Linked DNA regions of Homo sapiens: all the other regions are linked to region 2. The links are chromatin contacts, found by Hi-C or POLR2A ChIA-PET in ENCODE. All regions are on one chromosome and are shown on one strand. Each heading gives the region's core, a stretch centred on a gene start or an enhancer-like site at or near the end of the contact. The rest is flanking DNA. Distances are from core to core; before and after follow the strand shown.

Region 1 (4,150 bases), core at 688-3,187, 97 kb after region 2:
GATGTATGGAGTCAAAGGACTGCAGGCTTATATCCGCAAGGTGACTTTGTTTTTATTATTTATCACGGTAAAATTGCGGAGGTCTTTCGGGACTTTAGAAATAAATTCAAATTTTTTTTCTTTTTTTTTTTTTGAGACAGAGTTTCACTCTTGTCCCCCAGGCTGGAGTGCAATGGCACAATCTCAGCTCACTGCAACCTCTGCCTCCTGGGTTCAAGCGAATCTCCTGCCTTAGCCTCCTGAGTAGCTAGGATTACAGGCATGCGCCATCATGCCCAGCTAATTTTTGTATTTTAAGTAGAGATTGGGTTTCACCATGTTGGTCAGGCTGATCTTGAACTCCTGGCTTCAGGTGATCCACCCACCTCAGCCTCTCAAAGTGCTGGGATTACAGGTGTGAGCCACTGCACCTGGCCTTCAAATGTCTTAATAAGCAAATACATGGCAAGAGAACCAGACTGTAGTTTGGGTTGTTGAGATGAGGTTATTTATAAGATCTGTTAAGTCACTTTCGTTAAGATTGCAGGTTATCAGGTCCAGGAAGATGGTCACAGTAGAAACATCACATAGGTTGTGCTTTAGCCACATCTAGCCAAGAATGAAGTTCATTGAGCAATGGCAATTATGAGAACATAAGGACTGTGTTTTTCTCCCCCAAAATTGCCAGAATAAGATAGATATTCCCTAGTCCAGTGGTTCTCAGACATGCTTCCAGACCAGCAGTGCCGGCCTGCAGTGGGGCCCAGCAACCTCTGTTTTAACAAGCAAACCAGACACCTTCTCTATGCACTAAAATTTGAGAACCACTTATCAGCTCCAAGCCCCACTCCCCTGCTTTTTTTTTTTTTTTTTTTTTTAAAATAACAATTGGCTGGGTGTGGTGGCTCACGCATGTAATCCCGGCACTTTGGGAGGCCGAGGTGGGCAGATCATGAAGTCAGGAGTTCTAGACCAGCCTGGCCAACATAGTGAAACCTTGTCTCTACTAAAAAAAAAATACAAAAAATTAGCCAGGCATGGTGGCAGGCACCTGTAATCCCAGCTACTCGGGAGGCTGAGGCAGAAGAATCACTTGAACCTGGGAGGCAGAGGTTGCAATGAGCAGAGATTGTGCCACTGCACTAAAGCCTGAGTGACAAAGCAAGACTCCGTCTCACCAAAAAAAAAAAAAAAAAAAAAAATGAGGAAACTGAGTCCTGAATATGAGCCTGGATCTGCCTAGAGCCACCCGTTTAGCCAGCTGCAGAAGGCCTGCTGCTGTTCTGCTGGCTCTCTCTGATCCTGGTGTCCTTCCTAAGCTGTGGCCTCATCTTGATGGACAGAGGTCCCCAGGCTTCATGGGAACAAGCACACTTATGATATTCAGCCTTAGTGATGGTAACAGCCCTCCATTTTAAGTCCTGTTGCCACTTCACAACCAGGTGTGCAGGGGCAGGTGTCCCCAGCCACCTCCTCTGTGGCACAGCATATATAAACACATCCATCTGCAAGCTTCATAGAATGCCTAGGATGTGCCATGAACTGCCTACTCCCAAAGCTTCGGTGAGGACAGTTCCAGGAGCTGCCGAGCACTATGAGGACCTGTTTGGGGGCGAGAACTGGGAAAGGAGTATGTATATGAATTCCTGGGTAGGAAATCCCCCTCTACCCATTTGAGACGAATTCAGCTTTTTTGGGGAAAGAAAGCCAAAAAATAAGGGATTTATCTCCCCACAATGATGACGTCTTTAAGCTCAAGGACAACTAGTTATGATCATGCTGGCTCCTGTTTAAAACACACTCCACTTCTTTCTTAAAGGGGACCCAATCCTGCCTTAGGAGCAGAGTCCAGCGATGCTCAAAGCCTGTCTCCTTGGGCGGGAACCGGCTTTCGGGATCGCCCATGAGGCCGAGGTCTTTGGCGCTCTCTGGTGGCATGACGAGGAACCACTCGTATGACACGTGTTTTTGTCCCAGCCACCCCCTGCCCGCGAGGCGCCGCGTTTCCGCAGGTCCTCCCCAGCACCTGCAACATGGGGGCCCTGCTGTATCCGCGGGCTTAGAATGAGCAAGGCACGGGCCTACGCCACGGAGGGCTCCTTCTCCTAGGATCACATGCTGTCTGAATAGCTTCTGAGTTCTATAACTATTTGGAAGTGAAATAAGGTCAGTGTGATATTCAATGAGAGGAAGGCCGTTTCTGAATGTGACAGAGCGGACAGGATGCCCAGCTCTAGGTGGCAAACGCGGAGGAGGAGCAACAGCTGTGGCAGCCACAGAGCTGCAGCTCCATCAGGCTGCCTTAGAATCCTAGCTCAGCCAAGGCCTCCGGGTGCACCTTGGGCATGTCGCTCACCCTCTCCCAGCCTGTTTTCTTATCTCCAAAATGGGGATAATCATGATATCTTCTGTGTTGTGGGCTGTCCTGAGGATGCCGCAGTGGTGAGCGCTGGCACCTCAAGCACAGAGGAGCAACTCGATGGGCATTAGCCATTGTCTCTTCCAGAATGATCAAATACCTCCTCACGGTGTTTATTCTAACATTATAAAAGACAGTTTGGGTGGGATAAGAATAGTCCCATGAACAGAAGAAAATGACAATTGGTGTTCTGAGGACACTAGACCTGTGCTAATGTAGGGAATGAGTTTCTTAGCCTGCCTGGAAACAGCTGGTCAGTGAACGGTAAAAGCACTTGAGGAAAATTGCCAAGAGCGTCTAAATGAATTATACATGGGCAGTCTAATAAGGTTTTCTAGGTAGTTAAGTTCTGAATTAAATGGCCATGAGAAAAACAGATTTTCCCTTTCCTCTTTGAAGCATGTCCAGCTGTCCCATGAGTTTGAGTCACTGGTGCGCCAGGATCCCCGCTTTGAAATCTGTGTGGAAGTCATTCTGGGGCTTGTCTGCTTTCGGCTAAAGGTTTGTCTACATCTATTCCATTCTTCATTTTCTGTGAATGTGACAGAGGGGAAAGTGTTGTTCATTACCTCCATGCTCAAACACTGGCACTGGCTCTCCAGAGATGGCAGAGCAAAGCCTGCATTCTTTGGCCCACCGGCCTGCCCTGCCCCATGCTACACAGCCTTGTTTCCACGCACAGCGGCTGTTCCCGCTTCCTCAAGCCTGCCATGAGACTTCTAACTTACATAGCTTATTGGCCGCAGAATCTTTACCATTTTTCCTTCCTCAAGGCTCCATCCCACACCTCTGCCACTGGCCCTCCTTGGAGGACAGCGGCCTGTCCATAGCCTCACTAATCTGAGTGTCTTCTGTGGATCAACAGCATCAGCATCATCAGCATTGTCTGGGAGCTCCTTAGAAAAGCCAGTCTTGGGCCCCACCCTAGAGCTGCTGGCTGCGCACCTTTACAAGATGCCCACACAGGAGTCTGTTTGACACTGTGTTGTGGCGTGCTGTTATTTTGCTGCCTGATGCTGTGCATTCACCAGGTGAGGGCAGGCTGGCCCACACGGGTTGGGGCATAAGCCATCTCTACTGAGAATCATGATACAGTTCTCAAAAAGGCTCTAAGATGCACTGCACACATGCCCCTTGGTAATCTCCCTTGTGTACACAGAGCCAGGTGAGACCAAATGCTCTGTTTGGTTTATAAGGTTTTTTTTTTTTTTTTTTTTTTTTCTTTTTGGAGACAGAGTCTCCCACTCTGTTGCCCAGGCTGGAGTGCAGTGGTGTAATCTCGGCTCACTGCAACCTCTGCCTCCCGGGTTCAAGTGATTCTCCTGCTTCAGCCTTTTGAGTAGCTGGGATTACAGGTGTGCGCCACCACGCCCAGCTAATTTTTGTATTTTTAGAGATGGGGTTTCACCATGTTGGTCAGGCTGGTCTCGAACTTCTGACCTCGTGATCCACCCGCCTCAGCCTCTCAAAGTGCTGGGATTACAGGCGTGAGCCACTGCGCCCGGCTGAGGTAGCTTTTAATTCACAATCATTTCAAGCCTTTCCAGGAGGCTTCCTTGTTCAAATTAAAGACAGCACTCAGGAGAAGGAGCAGGCTGGGGTCAGTGTCATTGTCAAGGGGCTGCCAGTCAGAGTGTGGCACTGCCACTCCACCTACTATGTCCTTTTGCCTCACCTGACTCTTGGAGCTCTGAGGCGAGGAGGAGCTGCAGCCGTGGGAAAGCCTGCAGGTAGCAGAGCAGGAGAGGAGAC
Region 2 (3,755 bases), core at 1,256-3,755:
ATGCACAGGACAGCTCCCATCACAGAGAATTATACACCCTTAATGTAATAGTGCTGGGATGGTTAATGTTATGTGTCGACTGAAGTGGGCTAAGAGATGCCCAGAGGGCCAGTAAAGCAGGATTTCTGGTTGTGTTCATGAGGGTGTTTCTGGAAGAGATTGGCATTGGAATCTCCAGAAAGTAAACAAGATCCATCCTCACCAGTGTGGGCTGGTAACATCCAGTTTGTTGAGTGCCAGAATAGAACAAAAAGGTGGATGAAGGGCAAATTCTTTCTCTTCTTGAGCTGGGATATCCATCTTCTCCTGCTCTTGGGCCTTCAAACTCAGGATGAATTACACCACCAGCTTATCTAGTTCTCCGGCCTGTAGATGGAAGACTGTGGGACTTCCCAGCCTCCATAATCACATGAGCCAATTTCTACAATAAATCTCTTCTTATATTCCTATATCCATATCCTATTATTTCCAGTTTTCTGGAGAAACCTGACTGATAAAGTGCCATGGTTGGGAAATCCTGCCCTAGATTTCTTTCTTTGGTCCTCGAAGCCTCACCCCTATTCCCCATAAATCCCACACCTGCAAGAAGAAAGGAAATGTAAAAAGAGTCCCTTCTGGGAACGGATGCTGATTCCTATGTAGATTTCTCTATTGAGAGATAACTGTTGCTCAGTAGTTGGACACTACTAGTTCACTTTTTTGAGGATTTCAAAACTGAGGTCTCTCTTCTCTATGGATGTTTTTTTTCCAGTCCTATTGCTTCAAATATCATCTAAACACTTTCAACCCATAACTTTATTTCCTGTCTGGGCCTCTTTTTCTGAGCTGTACTGGACATCTCAAATCACACGATTTGTGGATATCTGAAATTTAATTCCCAAACTGAATCCTTGGTGTCCTTCACCTCCCCACACCCAATACTGGTCCACCCCAGTCTTCTTCCTCTCAGTCTATGACCGTCATCCCCTGCCCACTGGCTTCATCACTGGGTAGTCGTTCCATCCCCTTGACTCCTCCCCTTGTCCAGCAACCTCCTAACATGCACACACACACACGCACTTATGGGGAATATTAGCACGCTTCTTCATCTCAAGCCCCCCCTCCCTCCCCCAGCCCATCTCCTAGAATGGATTCACTTGAATTCACTCCTGGTTTGCAGGAAAGTGCAGAAATCCAAGGAATGTGGTGGGAATTGGTGGTCCAACTTAAAGGGTCTAACCCTTTCACCCTTATCTCCCTCTGATCCATTTTCTACCCCAGAGCCAGAGTGATCTTAAACCATAAGTAAGCTAAGGTTACTGCTTTCTAGAAACACTTCAATGCCTTCTATTACAGTTGGGGGGATACAAATTACGTAACGTGGCTTGCAAGACTCCCCCTCCCCTACTTTGAATGGTCCTTAGGAGTTGGCCTTCTGTCAGGGCCTGGGAGATGCCGAGCTTGATCCTCAGTAACTTTGCAGAGGCTGTTCCCTCTTTGGAGCCCTTCCCTCACTCTTCCCCTTACCAAGGACAATCACTTCTTCGGTTCTCAGCTCCTGTGAGACCCCAGGCGGGAGCATTTGGGTGTGCGTCATTGGAGGGCTCACTTGCCATTCTTTCTCTTTTCCCTCTTTCCTCCAATGGCTCCTGTGGAGGTTTTGAGACTCCTCAATGTCACTCTGCTTCTCTCTCCAGTTCCAGTCCTAACAATAGGAACCCTAGGTGCCCCGCCCCAGCCTGCTCCAGTCCCCTAGGATAGAGCAAGGAGAGCTCTTCCCTGCATCTAGCCTGTGACAAATGGCTCTAGTGACAGCCCTCTCTGCCTTGTTTCCAGTCCTTTAATGAGCTGCCCGCAGCCAGCCTCACTCTCACTCTGCTCTTCACACCCACTGAGCCCCACGCTTGGAGCTGCTGGGGGTCTGCCAGAAAGACCAGCTCCTAAGATCCCTGCAGGCTGTGCCTGCTCAACTTCTCAATGTGGCTTTCTCAGCCCTGCTTTGTGCTCTCATAAAATTCTATCGACTTTGGGGTTTTTTTATAAATTTGTCCAAATTCCACTCAGAGTATTGTTTCATGCATCTCAACTATGATTTTGATGGGTTTGGGGAAGGAAGGTGAGTTCCTGGGTTCTGCTGATATCTGAACCTGGAAATCTTACCCATATTGCTGAGTGCTGCACCGGGAAGTGCAGGCTTACTTTGGGGCTGCCTTCAGGGGCAGGAGGCTGTGTGCAATGCAGGCATCACCTGGTGCAGGGCTGGAACATATCAGATGACTTAATGGGCTCCAAACTTGAAATCAGGGCTGCTTAGTAAAAGATGGGATGTATGTAGAATTACATAAGAAAGATCCAAGCTTCCAGGATTTGGAATGAAACAGTCTCTTCAGAATGTGCTCTCAGGATTCCCAGAGGCGAGCTATTTCTCAAGATTTCCTTGACCTTTGTCACCATCAGGAATTAATGTTTAACTGGCACATGTGGCTGGAAATGCAAGAAGAGGGAAACGTGTGGCTTGGAGTTTCAAGAAGAGTGACTGTCTCAGTGCCGAGTGCCTCAGCAGCTTCTCCACATGCTCTTCAGTCCCCAAAGTTGGAGAATCCCATCAAGGAGAGTAGCCCTGTAAGGAATTCGAATTTCCAGCATGTAAGTCTCTGATTTTATACCTACTCAGATTGTAGTAGTGGAAAACAGCAACATGTACCTTGACTCTCTGGCCCCATGTTACTGAACATTTGCTTAAAGGTTAACTCACTTGAGGGAGCTTGTGTGGTGCTTTCTCTTCTGCTGCAGGCTGGCAGGGGTTTTTGTTCAGTGGGGGCTGTGCACTTGGTGGCTCTCCATGCACACACAGTCACTCCAGTGACACATGTTTGATAGGTGCTGGGAATGATTTCATGACTGGCTCAGTAGCAAATGCGGGCCAGATGTGATTCTATTTTTTCCATGCACCACCAGGGATGGTGTTGGGTATTTTATTCCCCCAGCCTCTGTTTCTTCTGTAAATGAGGATTTTCTTAGTATCTACCTTGTGAGGATTAAATCCCATGATTTTATGGAGGTGATTAGTAAATGTGAACTCTGCCCTTCCCTTTATAACATCTGAGGCTCCGTCAGGGCTCTCTCCTTTTGGTGTATGTTATAGTTTACTTAGAGGTCAATTTGGTGTCTACCTATGCAGTGTGATTTGAGGAGAATTAGAAGATCTTTCCCACCAACTTGCCATGCTGAGTACAATTCCCATCTGAAAACATATGCGGATAGGAATTTCTATTGGGAGAATTGTTCGGTTATCGACTTCAAGGAGTCGAAGTTCTCCTGGTTTTAAGTCTGTTGTCGGAAGTATATAAGAATCAAAGCTTAATCGATGGAAATCATTGCTCTCCATCATGCGTGAGTTAAAACCATTACTTCTGAGTGGTCAGTTTACATTGGGCTCTGTCTAGAAGGTTTGCCTTCTTCACCTCCAGTCACATCCCCATTTCACAAGTGAGCAAACAGCCAGAGGAGGGGAGGAGGATGGCATAAGATCTTGCAGCTGGCAGAGACGAAATGTGAATGTAGCCCGTTTGCACTTGGTGCTGTCGGGCAGCCAAGCAATCCAGTGTGTAGGTCCAGGGCGACAAGCGCTGCTCCCATGGCTGGGGTAAGTCCCTCCAGCATTCAGCCTTGCTCCCTGTGCTTATCTGGATGCGGTGTAGGATGAAGATGACCCTATAGAACTCTACCCTGGAAGTCCTGGCAAAGTGGATATGTGACATTTTTGAAACCAGGGA
Region 3 (4,052 bases), core at 1,461-3,960, 68 kb before region 2:
TTTCTGATTGTGCTCATGTGAATCTTCTTTTGTTCTTAGGTAAACTTGCTAGCTATCAATTTTATTTATCCTTTCAAAGAACCAACTTTTGATTTCATTGATCCTTTGTGGGTTTTTTTGTTTTGTTTTGTTTTTTGGGGTCTCAATAACACTTAGTTCTGCTCTGATCTTTATTTCATTTCTTCTGCTAGCTTTGGGTTTTGTTCTTGTTTTTTTAGTTCCTTGAGGTGTGACATTGGGTTGTTAATTTGAGAACTTTCTGTCTTTTTGATATAGACATTTAACACTATAAAACTTATTTCTTAGCACTGCTTTTGCTGTATTCCAGAGGTGTTGATATGTTGTGTCTCTATTTTCATTAAAAAAATTTCTTTTTCTGCCTTAAGTTCATTGTTTACCCAAAAGTCATTCAGGAGCACGTTTTTTAGTTTCCACGTATTTGTACAGTTTTGAGAGTTCCTTATGGTATTGATTTTTAATTTTATTACACTGTGGTCCAAGAAGATACTTGATATGGTTTTGATTTTTTAAAAAATTTATTGAAATGTGCTTTATGGCAAAGCATCTGGTCAATTTTGTTTGATGTGCAGATGAGAAAAATGTATATTCTGCAGGTGCTGGGTAGCATGTTCTATAAATGTTTATTATTTCCATTTGATCAGGTCTAGCTTAAGTTCAGAGTTTCTTTGTTGACTTTCTGCCTCAGTTACCTGTCTACTGTTGTCAGTGGGGTGTTGTAGCCCCCCACTATTATGGTATTGCTGTCATTCTCTTCTTTTAGGTGTAGTTGTATTTGTTTTATGAATGTGGGTGCTTTGGTGCTTGCACACGTATTTCCAAAATTTATGTCCTCTTGTATTGAATGCATTCTTATGATATAATGCCCTTCATTGTCTCTTTTTCTAAAACTGTTGTTAGCTTAAAGTCTGTTTTATCTGATATAAGAATGGCTACTCCTGCTCACATTTGTTTTCCATTGCATGATATATATTTTTCCACCCATTTACTTTGAGTCTGTAGGTGTCTTTAGCCGTTAGGTGGGTCTCTTGTAGGCAGCAGATGGCTGGGTCTTGTTTTTTTATCCAGTTTGCCAGTCCATGTCTTTTAAATGGAACATTTAGGCCATTTATGTTCAACATTAATATTGGTATTTGAAGTGTTATTCCTGTCATAGTGTTGTTAGCTGGTTTATTTGTAGTCTCAGTTGTGTAATTGCTTTATACAGTGAGCTTTGTCTACTTATGTATGCTGTTATGATGGTGAGTATCATCCTTTTGTTTCCATTTTTATAACTCCTTTGAGAATTTTTTTGTAGGATTTGTCTAGTAGTGGCAAATTCCCTCAGCATTGGCTTATCTGGGAAAGGCTTTATTTCTCCTTCATTTTTGAAGCTTAGTTTGGCAGAATATAAAATTCTTGACTTACGTTTCTTTTTTCTTAAAGGAGGCTAAAAATAGACCCCCAGTCTCTTCTGACTTGTAAGGTTTCTGCTGAGAAGTCCACTGTTAGTCTAATGGGATTTCCATTATAGGTGATTTGACACTTCTATCTAACTGCTTTTGAAATTTGTTCTTTCATGTTGACCTTGAATTAATCTGATGACCATTCTTTGGTGAATGTGCATCTTCTGTAGTATCTCTAATGGGTTCTCTGAATTTCTTGTATCTGCATATCTACATCTCTAGCAAGTTTGGGGAAATTTTCCTGAATTATTTCCCTTAAATATGTTTCCAAACTTATTTTTTTTCTTCTCCCTCAGGAATACCTATAAGTCCTAGGTTTAAATAATCTTACATTTCTCAAAGGCTTTATTCTTTTTTAAAAAATTGTTGTTTCTTCTTATCTGGGCTAATTCAAAAGACTAGTCTTCAAGCTCTGAAATTCTTCTGCTTGGTCTACTCTATTGTTGAAGCTTTCAACTGTTTTTTGAAATTCCTTTAGTGAACTTTTCATTTCCAAAAGTTGTTGTTGTTGTTTTGTTTGTTTTTAATATATCTATCTCATCTTTCATCTCCAGAATTACTCTTCTGGTTTTTTTGTGTTGGTTTTCAACTTTCTCTTGGCTCTCATTGAGCTTCCTTACACTTCATATCTTGAATTCTTTATCTGTCATTTCAAAGTTTTCATTGTGGTTAGGAGCCATTGCTAGAGGGCTAATGTGGATGTCACAACATTGTTTCTTCATGGAGCTGGAGTTCTTGTGTTGGTTTCTTCTCATCTGTAGAAGCGGTCACTACTTATTTTTGAATTTACTTTCATTTGCTTGGTATTTTTTCTTCCCTCCCCCACCTTGAGGATGTGACTGTTCTGTATGTTGGTTAAGTTCCTTTGTCTTGGCTTCTCTGTAGTTTTAGGGGGCCAAGGCTTTTATGAATTACTTGGTTATAGATAGCTTTAGTGTAGTGGTTTTCTCAAATGCTAGTTGTTTGTAGGTTGTAGTAACAGTGTGCTGGACCAGTGGTCAGACTCACTGTCTCCTACAGAGAAATGGGGAGGTGGAGGTTTCAGGAGGCTTATCTCATCCCCCACCGCTGTATACTGTCAGCAGGAATTACTTTGAGTTATGCAGTTCACCCTACAGGCCAGTAGGTGGCGCTTGCAGTTGAGAGGCAGTTGCAATAATAGCAGTGGAATTTTTGGCCTTTGTTGATGTGGGGAAATACCAGGGTTTCCCTGGCCATGGGCGGGATTCCCAGGGATCCCGTCCTGCACTCTGCCACCACCCTGGCTGGGGGCGGCAGAGCTGGGTATGGCTGGGTCTGGCAAGCCCGTGACCAGGCTCTCCAGGGCAGGTACAAGCACCAACCTTGGCGGGGGTCTAGGGACACCTCTCAGGCCACTGGGACAACCCTCTAGTGTGCAGCACAGTTGCCTTTCCTGCGCAACAGAGTCTCTTCAGTAGGAGGAGCAACTGGGATGCTTAGCCCAGCAGGTAGCCCTGGAGACTGCCAGCTCACACTCCCCCAACCCTGTGGTTCTCCCTCCAGCATCCAGCCCTAGCAACTGGCCCAACCAGCTAGGCTTCTCCCAAGTCATCCGCACTGCCCTGAGCTCCTGGTACTCAGGACCTCAGGACTCCCTGCAACGGAAACCAAGGCTATCAGGCCACACCCTTCTGGGTCTGGTCTCACTAAGGGTGGGGCACCCGGCTCCCATGCCACCCCTTGAACCTGCGCCACACTCTTTGCTGTGTTCAGACAGTGGGGGCTCCTCCAGTATTTGAAATCAGGCCACAAGTCTCATCTCCATAGCCCTGGGCAGTGTGCTGCGTCCTGGGGAGCTGAGACCAGGCCTCAGGGTCAAGCCTCAGCTGTGGTGGGGGACACTGAACTGCTCCCAGGCTAACAACAAAACACTTCAGGTGGGACAATGCAGGCTATTAAGCACATTTTTTTTAAGTAGGTTTGAGTCACTATAATTGAACAGGATTATTATGCGTGTTCTCTTTATGGTGAGTAGAGCCATATAATCATGTGTAGTGCTTCAGTTATCCCTTATATCAAGAAATAATATCATTAATTTAAAACAGAACTAAAAATAATGGCAGAATTACATTCCTTTTTGGTGAGATTAATTTAGCCTACCCTGGTTGGTTATGCCCTAGTCTGAAGTAAATGTAATTTACCCCAAACCTCCAGGCTTCAGGGTCTGCCCAATTTGAGGCCTTCAGGGCCACATGGAATCAAAAGCCTTTTTGTGTGAAGCCTTGGAGCCCACCTGGTACACGCTGGGTAGTGGGTTGCAGTGGAGAAGAAAGGCAAGCAGAGCCAGGGCGGGGAGCCCTGGTTAGATCCTGGCTCCAGTACTTTCCACCTCTGTGACATCGGGCAAGCTTTCTGCCTTCCAGAAATAGCTCCACCTCCTGTCAAAGGGGCAGAGACATGTGCGTGGAGTTAAGGCTTCCTTTGCCTTCCTGGCACAGCAGTCTTCCTGCTTTCTCCTCAAGGCCCCTCGGAGGCCAGGTAGGGTAGGGTAGGTCACCCAGAACAGGATTTCATCCACATGCACAACCTCATATCACGTCTTCGGGACCTTTTGCCTGCTTTGATAAT

The links. A loop is a pair of places that touch in the nucleus more often than their neighbours do. ChIA-PET counts read pairs that join two places held with the same protein, here RNA polymerase II (POLR2A). Pooled maps may share reads with other maps.
Region 1: a loop to region 2 is called in a map of K562, with 3 times the contacts of the local background. The contact joins the enhancer-like site here to the promoter of DDC in region 2. A Hi-C loop is called at or near these places in 5 of 168 maps with a recorded cell type or tissue (Caco-2, K562, PC-9 and 1 more). POLR2A ChIA-PET finds 5 or more read pairs at or near these places in 3 of 52 experiments (Caco-2, SK-N-SH and activated CD4-positive, alpha-beta T cell).
Region 3: a loop to region 2 is called in a map with no recorded cell type, with 2.9 times the contacts of the local background. The contact joins the enhancer-like site here to the promoter of DDC in region 2. A Hi-C loop is called at or near these places in 2 of 168 maps with a recorded cell type or tissue (CD8-positive, alpha-beta T cell and endothelial cell of hepatic sinusoid), 2 of 37 single-sample maps with no recorded cell type and 4 of 50 pooled maps. POLR2A ChIA-PET finds 5 or more read pairs at or near these places in 3 of 52 experiments (MCF 10A, Panc1 and SK-N-SH).

Annotation. Positions count from the first base shown.
Region 1 is chr7:50,465,963-50,470,112 of GRCh38, reverse strand. It overlaps DDC (dopa decarboxylase), which reads left to right. Exons shown (of 15, transcript NM_001082971.2): 12 at 1-40; 13 at 2,798-2,899. Among named protein-coding and RNA genes, the nearest start is that of FIGNL1, 18 kb to the right of the region's middle. Within about 2 kb of position 1,937, at least 2 of the 41 ENCODE cell types and tissues checked have a DNase peak (open chromatin) inside an H3K27ac peak, as active enhancers do.
Region 2 is chr7:50,564,155-50,567,909 of GRCh38, reverse strand. It overlaps DDC (dopa decarboxylase), which reads left to right and starts at 2,505. Exons shown (of 15, transcript NM_001082971.2): 1 at 2,505-2,625.
Region 3 is chr7:50,631,634-50,635,685 of GRCh38, reverse strand. All of the region lies in intron 7 of GRB10 (growth factor receptor bound protein 10), which reads left to right. Among named protein-coding and RNA genes, the nearest start is that of DDC, 68 kb to the right of the region's middle. Within about 2 kb of position 2,710, at least 3 of the 41 ENCODE cell types and tissues checked have a DNase peak (open chromatin) inside an H3K27ac peak, as active enhancers do.